Linked DNA regions of Mus musculus: region 1 is linked to region 2. A link is a loop called in an ENCODE intact Hi-C map of the cell type or tissue named here. Cell type or tissue: heart. All regions are shown on one strand. Each heading gives the region's core, and the rest is flanking DNA. Links, peaks and the distances in the headings are about the cores only.

The links. Hi-C counts contacts between places; a loop is a spot of excess contacts. Peaks named below come from ENCODE experiments on the same cell type or tissue, not always from the same donor. Only the 100,000 strongest peaks of a DNase experiment are listed, where the experiment ranks them.
Region 1: a loop joins it to region 2, with 2.9 times the contacts of the local background. A loop is called at or near these places in 5 of 42 quality-filtered maps.

What each region holds. Positions count from the first base shown.
Region 1 is chr12:51,755,313-51,764,403 of GRCm38, reverse strand. It overlaps Hectd1 (HECT domain E3 ubiquitin protein ligase 1), which reads left to right. Exons shown (of 43, transcript NM_144788.2): 27 at 250-383; 28 at 1,858-1,980; 29 at 3,234-3,390; 30 at 4,963-5,185; 31 at 7,303-7,357. Among named protein-coding and RNA genes, the nearest start is that of Strn3, 68 kb to the right of the region's middle. In heart, for the core only: a CTCF peak has its summit at 4,609 (motif pointing left); no DNase peak of the experiment used is centred there.
Region 2 is chr12:51,420,962-51,430,052 of GRCm38, reverse strand. Scfd1 (Sec1 family domain containing 1) reads right to left here. Exons shown (of 25, transcript NM_029825.3): 15 at 7,050-7,146; 16 at 3,945-4,015; 17 at 2,109-2,188. Among named protein-coding and RNA genes, the nearest start is that of Gm40422, 14 kb to the right of the region's middle. In heart, for the core only: no CTCF peak of the experiment used is centred there; no DNase peak of the experiment used is centred there.

The sequences.
Region 1 (9,091 bases), core at 776-8,775, 330 kb before region 2:
TCATCTTCATGGTTGCCCTTTCATAGATTTTGTTGACTGAAACATACTTTGAGATCATCCATTTTCTTCTGCCATGGTTGTTGTTGTTACGTGTGTTGTTAGGGTAAAGAGGTGGCATTATTAACTGTCACTTATGCGGGAGCCTTTTGAATTTACCTATGGTTTGTATAACCCCAGATGCAAAGATGACCTTGCTGTGCCGTTTGCTAATTGTATTCACAATGCGGTTGTTGGCTTTGTTCGTCCTAGATTTCCTCGACAGCTGCCGTGCCAGTACTCTCTTAGCTGAACTAGATGATGACGAGGATTTGCCTGAGCCTGACGAGGAAGACGATGAGAATGAAGATGACAATCAGGAGGACCAAGAATACGAGGAGGTTATGGTAGAGAGACTCTTCCATTCCCTTCACTAATGTAGGGTAGTAAAAGCCAGGCATGGTGGTATCTCTGGTGATCCCAGCAATTGGGAAGTAGAGACAGGGAGATTAAAAATTCAAGGCCATCCTCAGTGCCTGGGGAGTCTGGGCTGCATAAAACGGCGTCTTAAATAAAATAGAGCCAGCCAGGCGTGGTGGCGCGCACCTGTAATCCCAGTCCTTGGGTGGCAGAGGCAGGCAGATTTCTGAGTTCAAGGCCAGCCTGGTCTACAGAGTGAGTCCCAGGACAGCCATGGCTACACAGAGAAACCCTGTCTCAACAAAACAAAACAAAACAAAACAAAAGCCAAAAGATTTTAGTTAGTGAAATGAAGAGCTTTAAAAAACGCTTTGTAGTATGTATCATTTAATGGTGTACGCCTGGGGCCCATAAGAGTGATGGGTGGGTAAAAACAATTGCCACTATGCCTGCTGACTTGAGTTCAATAATAACTGGGACTCGCATAGTGAAAAGAGAGACTGGATCGATGCAGCTTGTCCTCTGATCTCCATGTATACACCAGGTTCATACATATGTACTCACACATACAAAATAAATAGTATATATTTTTAAAAATGTTGATGACATACTACTGTAGTCCCAGCACTTTGTGCCTGAAGCAGGAAGATCACAGATTTTATGGCAGCCTGGTAGTCATAGTAAATCCAGGCCAGACTGGGCTATGTAATAAATGTGGTCTCAGAATAAAGTTTATACTAAAAGGACTGGAGGTGTAACTCAGTGGTGTACTTATTTAGCAGATACAAGGCTCTGCGTTCAATCTCTACTATAGTGAAGAAAGAAAAAAAACCTAGGTATATTCTTATGGAGAAGGTTAATATTTAATACATGACAAATTAAAAACCCCAGATACTCCATCTTTGCTGAAGATGACCGATGAAGGAACTTTTATTTATTTATTTATCTATCTATTTATTGTATGTAAGTACACTATAGCTGTCTTTGGACACTCCAGAAGAGGGTGGTAGATCTCATTATGGATGGTTGTGAACCACCATGTGGGTGCTGGGATTTGAACTCAGGACCTTTGGAAGAGCAGTCAGTGCTCTTAACCTCTGAGCCACCTCTCCAGCCCCTAATATTCATTCATTCATTCATTCATTCATTCATTCATTCATTCATTTTTGTTTTTATGTTCTTCTAGACAGGGTTTCTCTGTATAGCCCTAACTATCCTGGAACCCTGAGATCCACCTGCCTCAGCCTTCTGAGTGCTGGGATTAAAGGAGTGCTCCACCACTGTCTAACTAAAAGAGTTATTTTTTTTTTTTTTTTTCAATTGGGGGCCCTGTGATCCATCCAATAGCTGACTGTGTAAAAGAGATTTTTAAGTAACAGTTTTTGGGGGCTAGACTGATTGAAGAGTGTAGATCAAATAATTAGACATATGTCTCTTGGTGTTTTTTTTTTTTAATCTTAGATTCTGAGACGTCCCTCCCTGCAACGCCGAGCTGGCTCTCGCTCTGACGTAACACACCATGTCGTCACCTCCCAGCTCCCACAGGTCCCTTCTGGAGCAGGGAGCCGGCCTGTTGGGGAACAGGTAATCCCAAGTATCTCCAGCCTGTCATACCGGTTTACATTCTGCCACAGGGGTAGGGGTGGGGCTGTCAGTTACAGAAAACAATTTCCCCTGATGCTTAGGTCCTACACTTTACAGAAAATCCACGATTACTCTGCTACAATGCAAGCAGGAGTTTCTTACTTGAAACTGCTTCATCTTGGTCTCTGAGTACACATAGGCATGTGAGAACAGCTGAGGTTTATAGTAGTCGTAGTAATTCTGCTGTTTCTCATAGAAGAAGTAGTAGTCTTTCTTTTATTTCTCTCTCTCTCTTTTTTTTTTTTTTTTTTTTTTTTTCCTGATTAAGAAATCTCTTGCCTTGGGCTGGAGAGATGGCTCAGCGGTTAAGAGCACTGACTTCTCTTTCCAAAGGTCCCGAGTTCAAATTCCAGCACCACATGGTGGCTCACAACCATCTGTAATGGGATCTGATGCCCTTTTCTGGTGTTGTCTGAAGACAGCAACAGTGTACTTACATACATGAAATAAATCGTTAAAAAAAGAAAAAGAAAAAAAGAAAAACTTCTAGCAGTCAAGTGTTTAAACTGAGAGGCGTATGTATGCATGTATGTCATTTGATTTTTAACAACCAACGCTTCATCTGTTTGTCATATAGAAATTTAAGGCACCTCACAAGTGACTCATCTACTTTTTATGAATAGTTCAGAATGAAATTAAATTGGCATTAGGAAAAAACTTATTTTAAAATAATAGTCTCAAAGTACTACAAAAGGTTGCATGTGCCTTTTGACGAGTTTTTTTTTTGCCCCAGTGGTTCGTAATATACTACAAAATTGTAATATCAACACTAGGAAATACAGGTTGCATATAGTATGGATTTCTTTAACCACCAAACTATACGTATGAGAAACATGTATTTTTACACATTTGTATTAGCTTGTTTTATTCTTTCGCAATCAGTTCATATAAAGGAAGTACAGTCCCTATAAAGAACTAAAGGACAGTAACTTGGCTCAGTGGATTAAAGCTTTTGCCACCAAGCCTGACAAACCCAAATTTGATCTTTGAGATGTATAAGTACAAAGGAGAGAATCAACTCCCACAAGTTGTCCTCTGACTTCCACATAGACATAAAAATAGACACATAATTAAATGTAATTTAACAGTTAAAGAATTACTTAACATATAGGTAACTTATTTGGTAGATGGCTAATCAATTTAGGAAGAGTCATTTCCCTCAACTGTAAGTCTGTGTGGAATCTTTGTACTAGGAAGAAGAAGAGTATGAAACCAAAGGAGGCCGCCGCAGAGCCTGGGATGACGACTATGTGCTAAAGCGCCAGTTTTCTGCACTGGTCCCTGCTTTTGATCCTAGACCTGGTCGTACCAATGTCCAGCAGACAACTGACCTAGAAATTCCTCCCCCAGGTACAGTATATTTAAGTGTTGTGTTCTAGTTTTAATTGACAACAAATGAGATGATTATATACAGTTTGAACAGTAAAGGGCCACTTGTATTTTTAGTTTATGAATAAAACAATTTTTTAAAAAACTAAGTTGTATAGATTTGGGGCCAGTGAAAGGGTTCGATGAGTAAAGGAACTTACTGCTAGGAACTTACTGCTAAGCCTGACAAACTGGGTTCAAACCCTGGAATCCACATGGTAGAAGAAGAGAGCTAATAAATTGTCCCACGCTTTCCACATGTGCTCTGTGGCATCCCCACTCCAGGTAAAACTTCAAACCTCAGGAACTATGAAATAATAAATTTGTGTTCTAAGAGCATCCATTTTGTAGTAAGAATGAATCTTTACTTCTCGTACCTGATTGTGCTTCAATAGGTAGATGCCCAGTATTCTAATTTATGATCCTTAAAGATTTGTCACTAACATGTTTTATTGCTATAAAGATACTGTGTACAATATGAAGGCACATGTACTTTTTAATATATTTTATGTGAGGATATAGCTTGAATAAAATGTTCTGAACTTGACACAAGAACAGTTACTTAAGGAGTACACATAGCTTTCTGTATCAATCAGCTCTATCAATATTTTTCCTATCTGGTGGATCTCTGTGACTTGAGTCCAGCATTGTCTACAGAGTGAGTTCTAGGACAGCCAGAGCTACATAGTAAGACCCTGTCCTGAAAACAACAACAGCATAAAGCACAGTGGAGTGCACTACAATGAATAAACACTATTTTAAGAGTTGTATGATATAAAGAAGAAAGAAAAATTATGAGTCAATAAAAAGATGAGTTTTTTTCCTAAGTATGTCATCAACCTATTTATATTTGTATTCTTAATTTATTCATGTACTGTAAATAAAAGTTTGACAGATCATTGGCTCAGAGTAAATGGTATTCCTTGAGTGTAGGGTCAGTGATAATTTTAGTTTATAATCTATAAGTTATCAAGCATTTTAAATAAAAATGTATATATTTCATATACATATACCTGTTCTGTTATTCTGTCTCTAAGTAACCTAGGTATAATAATTCCCACTTTAAAGCAAAACAAAGCAGGCTGGATAGAAAGCACACCAGTTAACACTTGCTGCATTTCAGAGGACCCTGACACGGCAGCTCACAATATCTGGAGCTGCAGACTCTGGGGTTTGATGCCCTCTTCTGGCCTCCATAGGCACTATATCAAATATGTGGTATACACATATATTCATGCAAGCAAGACACTTTGTTTCATACATTGAAAAAATTTTTAATCGTTTATTTTTATTTTTAAGTAAAACAGTCAGTGATCATGTTTTTCCAGTACTTGAGAGGCTCAGGGAAAAAAAGATTGTCATGAGTTCAAAGTCCAGCCTGGAACATGCTGTATAATCCAGGCCATCCTGAACTCTGTGACCTGTTCCTTCACACCAGATGTAGTAAGTCAAGTCTTGAAGCCAGGGGAGTCTAAAGTGGACATGATTAGTGAGTGTATGGCCTTGTCTGTGCTCTTTGTGCTCTGATTGTTTTTACATCTTTGATATCTTTAGGAACACCTCACTCAGAGCTCTTGGAGGAAGTTGAATGTACTCCGTCACCTCGCTTGGCTCTCACACTGAAAGTGACGGGGCTTGGAACAACGCGGGAAGTTGAACTGCCACTTACCAATTTCAGATCCACCATCTTTTACTATGTACAAAAACTGCTTCAACTGTCTTGTAATGGCAATGTGAAGTCAGATAAACTTAGGCGTATTTGGGAGCCCACTTACACGTAAGAGATTTTAACTTGATATTTAAGTAAACATTGTTATTATCTATGAGCCTAGGAACAGTGAGTCTTTGTATTTTGGATTACAGGAACTTAAAATACGCTTTTGTTTGTTTCTTTGCAAGACCCAGTGAGGTTGTTTCTAACTCCAGATGCAGGGTGGCTGAACTTTAGAACTGGAGAACCTTTAGAAATAGTCCATACTAATCTGGGCTCAGGCTTGAAAAGAATGTCAATTGGATTTTTATAATTGCATGTGACAGAAACACTAAGTATACTTTATTTGTTCTTTTAGCAGAATATGTGAGTTAAACTACCTCTTTATTCATTCTGCAAATTATTGTCAATGACATGACAGATTTAACGTGCTTTCAGTTAAATCTCTACCCAAGCTATACCCCCAAAGATTGGACATTTTTGCTTCTTAGTACCAAAAATGTATAAAATGAAGCATTATTGTGAGGAATTAATGAATTAACACATGTAGTCTTTTCAGCTGCTTTTTCTCGGGAATAGTTAAGTGCTTTATTATTATGAGTAAGTAATTAGTATTTTAAACAAACATTGATATTTAATTTAACATTAATTTGGTTTATGATGTTCTTTTAATAGTCATAATCCTGGATGATATCTGATAATAGTAGTTTTTTGAGATAGAAATGCAATGACTTTATCACCTTCTCAGAAACTGAAAATTTATTTCACTGTCTTAGAAAATAAGCCTTCTTGTTATTGTTACCCTAGCCTTTCTTTTTTTTTTTTTTAGATTTATTTATTATTATACATAAGTACACTGTAGCTGTCTTCAGATGCACCAGAAGAGGGCCTCGGATCTCATTATGGGTGGTTGTGAGCCACCATGTGGTTGCTGGGACTTGAACTCAGGACCTTCGGAAAAGCAGTCAGTGTTCTTACCACTGAGCCATTTTACCAGCCCTATCCTAGCCTTTCTAGTCATAGGAAAAATGTTTTACCCCATTTCATTTATGTAACAATAAAGGAAGCCAAAACACTTATTATAGAAAACATTCATACCTTTAGCCCTCTAGATTTAGGGATGTTGAGAATGGACATTGGCTGAAGAGTGCTTGATGGGAGAACTCCAAGTTATCTCCTCTGATACATATGCACACACAGCTGGGGGCCTTCTTTAAAGAATAAAAGTGTAGGGAAGAGATTTAATCAAAAAAAAAAAAGAGAGAGAGAGAAATAAAAGAAAGACTACTACTTCTTCTATGAGAAACAGCAGAATTACTACGACTACTATAAACCTCAGCTGTTCTCACATGCCTATGTGTACTCAGAGACCAAGATGAAGCAGTTTCAAGTAAGAAACTCCTGTTTGCATTGTAGCAGAGTAATCGTGGATTTTCTGTAAAGTGTAGGACCTAAGCATCAGGGGAAGTTGTTTTCTGTAACTGACAGCCCCACCCCTACCCCTGTGGCAGAATGTAAACCGGTATGACAGGCTGGAGATACTTGGGATTACCTGTTCCCCAACAGGCCGGCTCCCGAAGCCTACTTGCTGGAAGGAGAGTCGACTTTCAGCCCTGAGTCCCACGGGCTTCTGTGCTGTATGTGCATTTACTGTGCATTCACATGCACACACAGACAGTGGCGATTTGTGTGTGTGGTTAAGGTGGAGTTTCATGTAGCCCAAGTTGGCCGTAAACTTCCTGTGTAGCAAAGGGTGACTTTGAACTTAACAGTCCTTTTGCCCGGCTCTCCTACTCTTGAGTACTGGGCCTGTGGCAGCACATCTGGTGATGTATGCTTTCTTTAGATATTTTGTCTTAAATTTTCTATTTGAGCCAGACAAAGTGTCATATGGCTATAATCCCAGCATTTGGGAGATGGAGGCAGAATCAGTAGTCACGAGAATCAATTTTGAGTCTGGCCTAGGCTACAAGACTACACAGCAATGGTTGTTACAAAGAGCAAGGATTGGAGATATCTCAGTGGAAGAATACTCGCTAGCAATTCCTTGAGTTTAATGTTTAATGTTAGTATATATCTAATGAATCACCTTATTAACATTTATTTTTAATAGATTACAGCTTTATTGGAAATAACTAAATCATTTGATTCATGAATTAATTGAATAATGTCTTCATGTTTAGAATCATGTATAGAGAAATGAAGGATTCTGATAAAGAAAAGGAAAATGGGAAAATGGTAAGTTATTTTTAGAAAGTGGGTCTATTTTTAGTTACTTAGTGAAAAAAGTAAAAGGATATCTTAGCCTCTGTGGTATTGCTGTGAAACAACCATGACCAAGGCACCTCTTACAAAGAAAGCCTTTAAGAGGGGGCTCACTTACACTTTCAGACATTTAGTCCATTTTCATTATGGCTAGGAGGATGACATTGAGTCCAAGTGGTGCTGGAGAAGCTGCTGAGGGCTACATCCATCCTATTCTGTAGGCAACAGGGAGAGGGGAGAGACTGGGCCTGGCATGGGCCTTTGAAACTTCAAAGCTACTCCCAGAGACACACTTCCTCTAATAAGACCACACCTCCTAGTTCTCCTAATCCTGGGAAAGGATTTCATTCCCTGCTGGGTGACTAAGTATTCAACTATATGAGCCTCTGAGAGCCATCTCAGTCAAACTAACACATTCCACTTCCCAGCCCTGTAGCTTTGTTTAATATAATGCAAAACTGCATTCAGTCCAACTTCAGAAGTTCCCATGGTCTATTAAAAGTTTCCACACTGTTTAAAAGTCCAAAGTTCAAAGTCTCTGAGACTTGTGGCAATCTTTTAACTGTAACCCTTCGTAAAGCCAAGCTGCAGACCGCATCTAACATATATGGAACAGGATATGTATTACCATTTCAGAAGGAGGGAGGGAGCAGAGTTAGGACATTCTGCAACAAAGCTGAAAGCCCGCGGACAGGCTTCAGGTTCTGTATTCCTGTGTCTGATGTCAAAATGGGCTTCAGATCTCTAACTCCTTTCAGCTTTGTTGACTGCAACATACTTCTTTTCGTTGGGCTGGTTCCACAGTCTGCAGCTCTCCTTGGCAGATGTCCCACAACTCTGGCATCTCCAAGATCTTGAGGTCTCCAAGGCAATCCAGGCTTTATCATCACAGCTTCATTCAGTGTCCTCCCTGGGCCTCCATGAGGCATGCTTACGACACACACCTGGCCTCGCGGGAGAGCCGCAACCCCTTTCTTGTATCCTTGATTCTAAATCCATATACCCGAAGTTTCCAAGGTCTGATCCTTGATCGGCAGGAATTTGGCCCCCTGGTCCAATTACATTTCCATCAGCTTCCCGCAATTATTCCCTTCAATACTTAAGCTTTTGGTTCCTTTTCACGGGTTGGGAACTTAGCAGGGTAGGGTTTTGCCCTGTGGTCACCACTTCCTTTATTCCACTTAGCATCAGGCTTTTCTTTAAATGTTTTATTTCCTTAAGCACTGGATTTAGTCCTATGACACTTTCTGGTGCTCCTATTCTCAAATGGGACATTTTGTATTTCTCTTTGGCTAGCTTATTTCTTTTCATTCTAGATATGCATAAGAGTGATTACTAATATTTATAGGACAGAGTCAATGCTAGATTGTCTTGAAATCTCCTCTGGCAAGGCATTAATCTAAAACTAATTTTGCCTCAGGCAGATTTTCAGGAGAAGAGCAAAAGGCAACCACATTCTTAGTGAAAACATCACAAGGGCAGTCTCGACTCCACTTACTAATGTTATTTTCCTTGAGGAAACTTTTTGAGCTGAGAGACTGGAGTGGGTGGGTAGAGGGAGGGAGGGAGGGCAGAGAGAGACAGAGAGGAGAGAAAATGGGAATGAAAATAGGTCCTGGCATAGGCTCATAGCTCACCCCTAGTGACACACTTCTTCCAACAAGGCCATACCTCCTAATCCTTCTAATCCGACCACAGAGTTCTACT
Region 2 (9,091 bases), core at 599-8,598:
ATAAAGTTTCCTTTTCTTTAAAACATGATTTCTTCCTGTTTTGTACACGCACGCATGCTGTGATGACTGTGATGTGATGCTGTGATGACTGTGATGTGGAGGTCAAAGGGCAACTCTGTGAAGTCAGCTCTCTCCTACCTGTAAGTGGATTTGGGAGCTGAATTCAGGTCACCAACATCAGAGTGACTTCACCTGCTGAGCCATTTTACTGGCCCAAATTGTTTCTCTGTGTAGCCCTGGCTGTCCTGGAACTCACTCTGTAGCCTTGAACTCACAGAGTCCCCTGTCTCTGCCTTCCAAGTGCTAGGATTAAAGGCGTGTGCTATCAACACCCGGTGAGTTTTACCTTCTTTTTTATCTTTCTCAATTTCTTAAAATTGTTAAACTAATATCTGATAATTGGAAAGTAAAACAAATGTTACAAATTAGAGATTAACTATATTTTAAGTGCAAAGAACATGGTCAAACAGAAGAGAAACTTCAAATGTCATCAGAAGCATAGATAATAAAAGGCACCCACATCACCCTCTAGAGCAAGCCACAGTTAAGAACCTGGTGTCTCTTTGGCTATGCACATCTTTCCTAATGGAGCCTGGAATGCAGAGTTAGTCTTATTGTCTGAAACTGATGAAGAGCATTTCAGAGGCAATGCTTGCTTTAGAGGTCTGAAAGGAAAAGCAGCCAAAGGAGAAGGCCTGCATGTGAAGTGACACTCAGGCACACGCTTTGCAGCTACACAACCAAATGTATGCATGTCACATGCAGGCAGATCATACTGTACTCTGTCATTCTATTTCTGGCTCACTGTCACCACCCAGAAGTTTCCCCTACTCAGCAAATCTAGTCACTGGCTAAGATCTTGTCATTCAGTGTCACCGTCTCTGAATCATCCAGCAGAGTTCAACATTATTATTTCATTTGTTTAATTGTAAACTGTATACATGTAAATCCAATGACGATGCAGGTCCTGTTCATCAAGCTCCCAATTAGGAAATATAGATAGCATTGTCAGGCATTCATGGGGGATGGTTCCAGAATCCTCAAAAGTATGACAATCTCTGAATGCTCAAGTTCCTTATATAAAATGTATAGTATGTCCATACAACCTCTGCATGCCATCTCCTATAATTGAAACCACCTCTAAATTATATGGAATATAATATAAAGGCTATGTAAATAACTATTATACTGTATTGTTTAGGAAATAACATTAAGGAGAAAACAAACAAACATATATACCAAGTTTAGCAGCTGTTTTTTCCAGAGTATTTTCAGCCCATGAATGCTGAGCTGATAGGTATTGGGAGCTCAGAGTATTTATCAAATAAATCAACTTAGTGTTGTGAACAACATTCCCTTCTTAACACAGTAACACAAATGTTGCCAATGCCTTAAGTCCCCTATCTTATTTAATCATCCAGCTGGACTCTATCTTACAAAAATACCACAATTTTAGCAAGGATGGACAGATGGACATGGTATTGCTATGTAGCCCACGCTGTACTGACTTGTGATGGCCTCTCCTAGCTCAGCCTTGCGCGTGCTGGGATTAAAGGAGTGTGCCACTGCATGGGGCTAAAGCAACCTCCATTTCCCTGCCCAGTTCACTGCTGGGCACTCAGGCTGGTTTTCACTGCTATACTTTTATGGCTCCAGTAACTTCTTTGGATAAATCCTTAGAAGGAGTAGAAGGTCAAGACTTTTTATGGCATTTTGGAAAATTATTGAAATTTACATTCCTTCTAATAGACTATAAATGCACCAATTAATCTGCCATTTCCTCGGAACAAAGGTCTTAGAATTTGGTATTGTTCTTGCTGCTAGTTGATAGTTTTGACACATTGATCCAGAGGACTCCAGTCTCCAATTTTCTAATGCATCAGAAAAAAAAATACCAAGTTTTTCCCAGGATAAAAGATGTTTCTATTTTATGTAGCTTTAAGTTGTGAATAAGGTGGGCTAGACAAGGAACTGCTCTGCACTTGGACATAAAAAATCTCCACGACATTACTCAGCCTTCTTACCAGCATTCCTATTTTCTTAGGAACCAAATCTGAATTGCGACCTTACCTTAAACCAGAGGAGAGTAAAAAGAAACTAAAACTTACTTCCACTGCTTGATATACTGTAAAGGGCTAAGGTTGCAGCCTGCATCTGTTAAAGCCTTTTTATACTGCTCCAAATCAACCTGCAATAAGAAAAGAATTCTATGGTAAAAAATACTTTCACAGAAGACTGTTTGCTGTTATTTGATTAATCAAGATTTTAATCCAAAGCCTGAATTTAAATGCCAGCGCCATGTCAGGTGGAGCTGGCCTTAAATGACTCCCTAAGTGGCTATGCATCTGGGGCAGAAAGCACAGCTGATGAGAAGACAGCCATGGGAGTGCAAAGCATGGAACTGGCCTCCCTCAGGAAGTGCATCCGTTTTCTTCTCTTCTGCTTTGCTTCGGGACAAGGTACACACCTTGAATCCCAGCACTTGGGAGGCAGAGGCAGGCGGATTTCTGAGTTCGAGGCCAGCCTGGTCTATAGAGTGAGTCCCAGGATAGCCAGGGCCACACAGAGAAACCCTGTCTCGAAAAACCAAAAAAAAAAAAAAAAGGTAAACATTTAACTTGGCCAAAAATATTTCAAAGCCAGAAAAATGGAGGAGCAACCCAAGTTGGGAGGCAAGGGCTCCAAGTCCCTTGCTGAGAAACAGCTGTCTTCCCATTTTAAAATTGTCTTCTCTTTCTTGACTATTCACTATATCCCCTGATGAGTAAGCCGAACTGAATTTGTGTCAGTTAAGAGCCTAGCACCATAGTGACTCTGATATAAGAGGAAGAAATCCTCTGTGTGTGTTCTTGTGACAGTGTGTGGAGTCCCCTGATCACTCCTCATCCTTTGAGACAGTGTCTCACTGGAGGCCATGGAGTCAGCCTGCAGCTGGTCAGCAGGCCCTGGGATCCTCGTGCTGGGATCACTGGTAAACGGCTGGCTTTTCTTTTTCTTTAAAACACATGGATGCTAGGGACCACACAAGCAAGCACTGTATGAACCAGTTATCTTCCTAGGCCTGCCAAGGGAAAAGCTTTTAAGCTCACCATCAACTTTCAGGATGATTAAGATACTGGTCATCATGATTTAATGATCCTAATGATCACCAATGTTTATAAAAATCTTTACTAAAAATAAGGTAGTTAAATTAAGGCAATACTAAGGTTTAAAAGAATATGTCCCTAAAATATTATAGATAGGACATGGGAAACTAAGCCACAGGCAGACCTTCACTGATAAAAAGCCTTTCTAGGAAAGAAGAACCACGCTTTTTTCCTGCATAAAGTATAAGAAAAGTTAAGTCATGAATGTAGTCCACAGCAGAGTAAAAGAGCCCCAAGCGAACAGTGATTTAACACTCTAATAATTTTTGACTAATGGAAGCTTTACAACTTGTCAAACAATAATAACAAAAACTGGTATTAACAATTATCTCTCAATAGCATCTTGGAGGCTTTTTTGCTTGCTGCTTATTATCTAAAGCTATACTTGGTTAATTTAAGGGAGTTCATGGTTTCCAATCCACCTTCCTTATAAACAGCACACAGGGTATATTCTGGAACAGTCTCTGGTTTTAAAACAATCTTAAAATGATAAGACCAATCTTCTGAAATGTACAGCCAACTGGGTTGATTCAGTTTAGGACAGCTAGTTTTCAGAAGTAAGAATTTTGACACCTGCGGTCAGTTTTACTTCCACACTGTGACTGTGGTCAGGTCCCCAAGCGCTGACACAAATCCTGGTATAAACTGCAGCTAACAGAATCTGCCATAACCGTTCCAGTTGTTTTGTTCTTTGACTACATGAGCATCACATATTTAGTGATTTTTTACTTCTTGTTTTGCAAGTCTAGCTGGCAACTGGCGATGAGCACCCCACCCCTCAGGTGTCAGCTTCCATACCTCGGACGGTGCTTGCTGTGCGCTTATGTAATAGATAAGAAACAGCCTCATTTTGTCTTCCGGAGTCCCTGCTACAAAGGAAGGGGAAGGGAAAAAGACTTATGATTGTGATTACTGAGCATTATAATTAACACAAGGCATGTATAAACGTGACAGGACTCCATGGAGTTCTTGCTCATGTGAGCTGAAGAAGGAATAAAACCACTGCGGCATGCACAGCGGACATGAGAGGTGGGTTAGGAGCGACCACCGAAACACCTCACTTGTCTCCCAACTGTGAAGATTGTCCTCAGACATGAACCAAAAAGGGAAGGACGGGCACGCAGGTGTGCAGCTCTAAGCAGCACATCTTCACATGGCAAGGGATGAACACAGGACTGTCCGAGGCAGGTGTCATCCCTAGGTGTCAGGTTATAAGATCTGCTAGCAGATTTTATTGAAAGGACCCAGATGTAGCTGTCTCTTGTGAGACTATGCCGGGGCCTAGCAAACACAGAAGTGGATGCTCACAGTCAGCTAATGGATGAATCACAGGGCTCCCAATGGAGGAGCTAGAGAAAGTAGCCAAGGAGCTAAAGGGATCTGCAGCCCTATAGGTGGAACAACATTATGAACTAACCAGTACCCCGGAGCTCTTGACTCTAGCTGCATATATATCAAAAGATGGCCTAGTCGGCCATCACTGGAAAGAGAGGCCCATTGGACTTGCAAACTTTATATGCCCCAGTACAGGGGAACGCCAGGGCCAAAAAGGGGGAGTGGGTGGGCAGGGGAGTGGGGGTGGGTGGGTATGGGGGACTTTTGGTATAGCATTGGAAATGTAAATGAGCTAAATACCTAATAAAAAATGGAAAAAAATTCAAAAAAAAAAAAAATAAGATCTGCTAGCTAAATGACAGCAGGAGCTGAGACAAAAGTCTCATTTCCTGTACCCAGCTGCCCCATCTGAGGAGTTTTTAATTACAAGGTTGGTGAAAACCATACTTTTTTTTATATTAAAACATAAAATGAAGTATATTTACCTCAAACTTTAAGACAAAACTAAAGTTTCAAAGAAATTCCCCATTACCATGGGAGTTTTCCGAGTGATCACTAAGATATCTTAAGGCCCAGATTTTCCAGAGCAGCTCAGTCACCCCTCTTCTTCCTTGCACAGGGCGCACGTTGACAGAAAAGTGCTAAGGAAGCGGCCGTAGTAACCTACCAAAGCTCACTGGGACGTGTGTCCTAGGATGCAAAGCTCACTGGGACGTGTGTCCTAGGATGCAAAGCTCACTGGGACGTGTGTCCTAGGATGTAAAGACTTATAACTATCACCTTGTATTTCATCAGAATACAAACTAAGAGCTGGTCATACTTAAGTATGCCTGTACTCTCAGCACTAAGAAGGCCAGAGAAAGGAGGATTCCAAGTTCAAGACCAGCCTGGGCTAAACATAAGTTCCAGCCCTGATGGACTATATAGTGAGATTCTATCTCAAAAATCAACTAATCAACAAAACAAAACAAAACACCCAAAAAAGAAATCGTAACATTACAAGCAGCTAAGAGTAAAACCAGATTTAAAAAAAAAAAAGTGACAGCTGATGACACTCGGAGCTTCACGGGACTCAGAATCCAGATAGCCCTCAGTTTATCCTTATTTCCCAAATATGAAACCTCAGCGGCACTTTTGTCAAGTTCTTGGGTTTACAACCTTTTGGTACGCCTTTACTGGTAATGTTACGTGAGATTTACCTAACGAGGTATTGACTTCGGTTCTTACTGTAACGTTTCTATTTCTGTCTTCATAGTGAACAAGTACTTGTAGGGAAGTACTAGTGTTCAAATATGCGATGTCTCAAGCAGGCTCGTGTGCTAGGACTCTTGGCTGCCCGCAGAGAGGCTTGGGAAGTGATTGGTTCCTAAGAGCTCTGACCCGACAGACTGACAAAATGATGATACTCTTATTATTATTATTATATTATTATTAGGAGGTGGGGCTAACTGGCGGAAGGCGATCACTGGATGGCTATTGTGCTGTAGCCCCTGATCTTGCAGCATGCAAGTCAGGTGTTTGCTCTCCCACAATGTTCAGTATCACCTCAGAGCAGTGGGACCAGACAACTGTGGACCAAGGCTTCTAAAATCTTTCCTCCTTTTAAATGGTTTCAGGCATTTGTCACAGTGATGAAGTCTCATTAAAAGATGCAGTGCTCTGAGATCACGTAAACATTCTATCAAATTTCAATTATCTCACCTATTTTGCCTATTCAAAATCATGGATACCTTTTTTATCCCATCGGCTCTAACCCATGATTTATTATTATATTTTTATTTTGATGGTCAGATGGTCATGATTTGGAGCCTTTCACACTGACTGCTAGGTCTTTTTAAATTTGTTGCTGTTGTTGTTGTTACTTGTTTTCTAGGACAACTAATGTTCTAATTTCATTTTTCTAAAAAAATTTCAATTACTTATCCTATTATCCTATTATTTATCAGCTCCTTCTGTGCTTAGTCCTCATGGAAAATGCCATTTGTAGCCAGAATCTAAGAGGGGGGGTGTAATACATCTGCTCCCAGACCCTTGCAATTGGCAAGTCACAGGGCTCCCCTCCCCGCCCCTGGGCCTCTTCCTTCCAGTACTAGAACAGGCACAGACTGAAGCAACAAGCTGCTCAGGTCCTCCCGTTTGCACTGCCAGCAACTCTATCCAGTGAGCCATGTCCCCACCGCAGTTTGTGAAGCACCCCACACTGTTTTTAAAGTATGTTCCTGAACATTTAAAGTAGAACTCAGTCTTAGTTACATTCCCCATCTACTCTCTGGATAAGCCACAGTGAAGTAGAGACAATGTCACTCATTCAAATCTCCTGGAGAGAGTGGGAACTGATGGCTCTATAGAGCACATTAAAGAAATGAATACAAAGTATTTAAACACACGACCAAAGGGGGAAAATCATTTTCCATTTTTAAGAACTGCTATGTTGAAAATTTTTCAGCATAAGATAGCTCTTATAATTAATACAAGAATTACTGACTAATACAATAATTCTACTTAAATTCTGTCTGGACTGAAACACTAGATTCGTTCCTGTAAACATTCTCAGGTTATGGCACATACCATCAGGGTCGGATATGACGTCTAGGAGGGACTTATCCAGAGTAGTCTTGCTCATTATTTTTTCTTCATATTCAAAATATACATCCAGTTTTCTTGCCTGTTTCGAAATAAACACTAGGTAAAAATATAGTAAGGAAAAATATAGTAAGAGTCTCTTGCTAATAAATTTCTATTTTTTATCATCAAATGTATAGCCAATGTATGTTTATTTACAGAGAGTTGAGTTTCTTACTTTTTTTTTCAATTTTTTTATTAGATATTTTCTTCATTTACATTTCAAATGCTATCCTGAAAGTCCCCTATACCTTCCCCCTGCCCTGCTCCCCTACCCACCCACTCCCACTTCTTGGCCGTGGCATTTCCCTGTACTGGGGCATATAAAGTTTGCAAGACCAATGGGCCTCTCTTTCCAATGATGGCCGACTAGGCCATCTTCTGCTACATATGCAGCTAGAGACACAAGCTCTGGGGGTACTGGTTAGTTCATGTTGTTGTTCCACCTATAGGATTGCAGACCCCTTCAGCTCCTTGGGTACTTTCTCTAGCTCCTCCATTGAGGGCCCTGTGATCCATCCAACAGCTGACTGTGAGCATCCACTTCTGTATTTGCCAGGCATGAGCATAGCTTCACAAGAGACAGCTATATCAGGGTCCTTTCAGCAAAATCTTGCTGGCATATGCAATAGTGTCTGCATTTGGTGGCTGATTATGGGATGGATCCTGGGTGGGGCAGTCTCTGGATGGTTCATCCCTTTGTCTCAGCTCCAAACTTTGTTTCTGTAACTCCTTTCATGGGTATTTTGTTCCCTATTCTAAGGAGGAATGAAGTATCTATGCGTTGGTCTTCCTTCTTGATTTTCTTGTGTTTTGCCAATTGTATCTTGGGTATTCTAAGTTTCTGGGCTAATGTCCACTTATCAGTGATAAGTGCATTGAGTTTCTTACTTTTGTTTTTTGGTTGTGAGCCTGGCCTTTAGGCTGAGCCATCTCTCCAGCCCCAGTTTACTACTTTGGTCACATCAGAATGAACTGAGCGGCCAACAGATTGAAAGGGGACCAGGTAGTCACGCTGTGCTTACTTTTGTGGCGTGTGGATCCACACATTACACTTAACTGGACAGAAGTTACCCAAGTCATGTTATTTCTAGACTCTTTCCAACAAGCAGCACACCTTATTTTCATGTCTTTGTTTGTATTTTGTTTCTGAACTAAGTTTGAAGTGATTTGGGGACACAGAGTCAGCTGCTTTCAGTTGGAACAGAACAGGGCACAACAGAATACAAGCTGAGTAGTAAGTCGACCAAGGAATGGATTTCCTGTATGAGCAACAGGAAGCCAGCAACACTCTTTCCAACTCCCTCCTGTACAGTGGAGCACAAGGCCAGTTTTACAGCCATGAAGTATTCACAGAGTTAAACTAAAAATGGGACTGGCAGGATGGCCCACTGGGTAAAGGCCCTTGCTATCAAGCCTGGGGACTCAGTTTGATCCCTAGAACCCACACAGTAGGACATATGATTTCTGACAAGTCTTCTAACCTCTACATGGGCACTGTGGCACATGTGTATACGTAAATGTAATGTCTGTGTGTAATACAAAAGTAAATAAAAACAATAGAGACACGTTTACACAGGGATGGCCTGCCACTCACCTATCTCTTTGCACTGCTCCTAAAAGTATTTATTTTGTTTTTCCATATTTTTCAGCTTACTGAATAAAATTAATCCTTCCTTTGTGACTTCACTTTTCTCAGACGCAGGGCAGCATATTGTTAAGTTGAGATTTCTGATAAGGATCTTCAGTTTCTATGGTTACTAGCTGACCATCTTGTTTGTAAACATGTGCAGCACTGTTCTCTCAAACAAGACGAGGCAAGCCAAAATAAGAATGTGCACCTTCAACTTCTGTTACCTAACTTCTGTCACAGGCCCCATGAAAACCTGTTATTATTGCTGAAAGAATAGGTAATCTTTCTATCTTAGTTACTCCAAATTCTCAGGTTAAGAATAACTAGAAGGCTATAAAACTAGACCACACTGCCT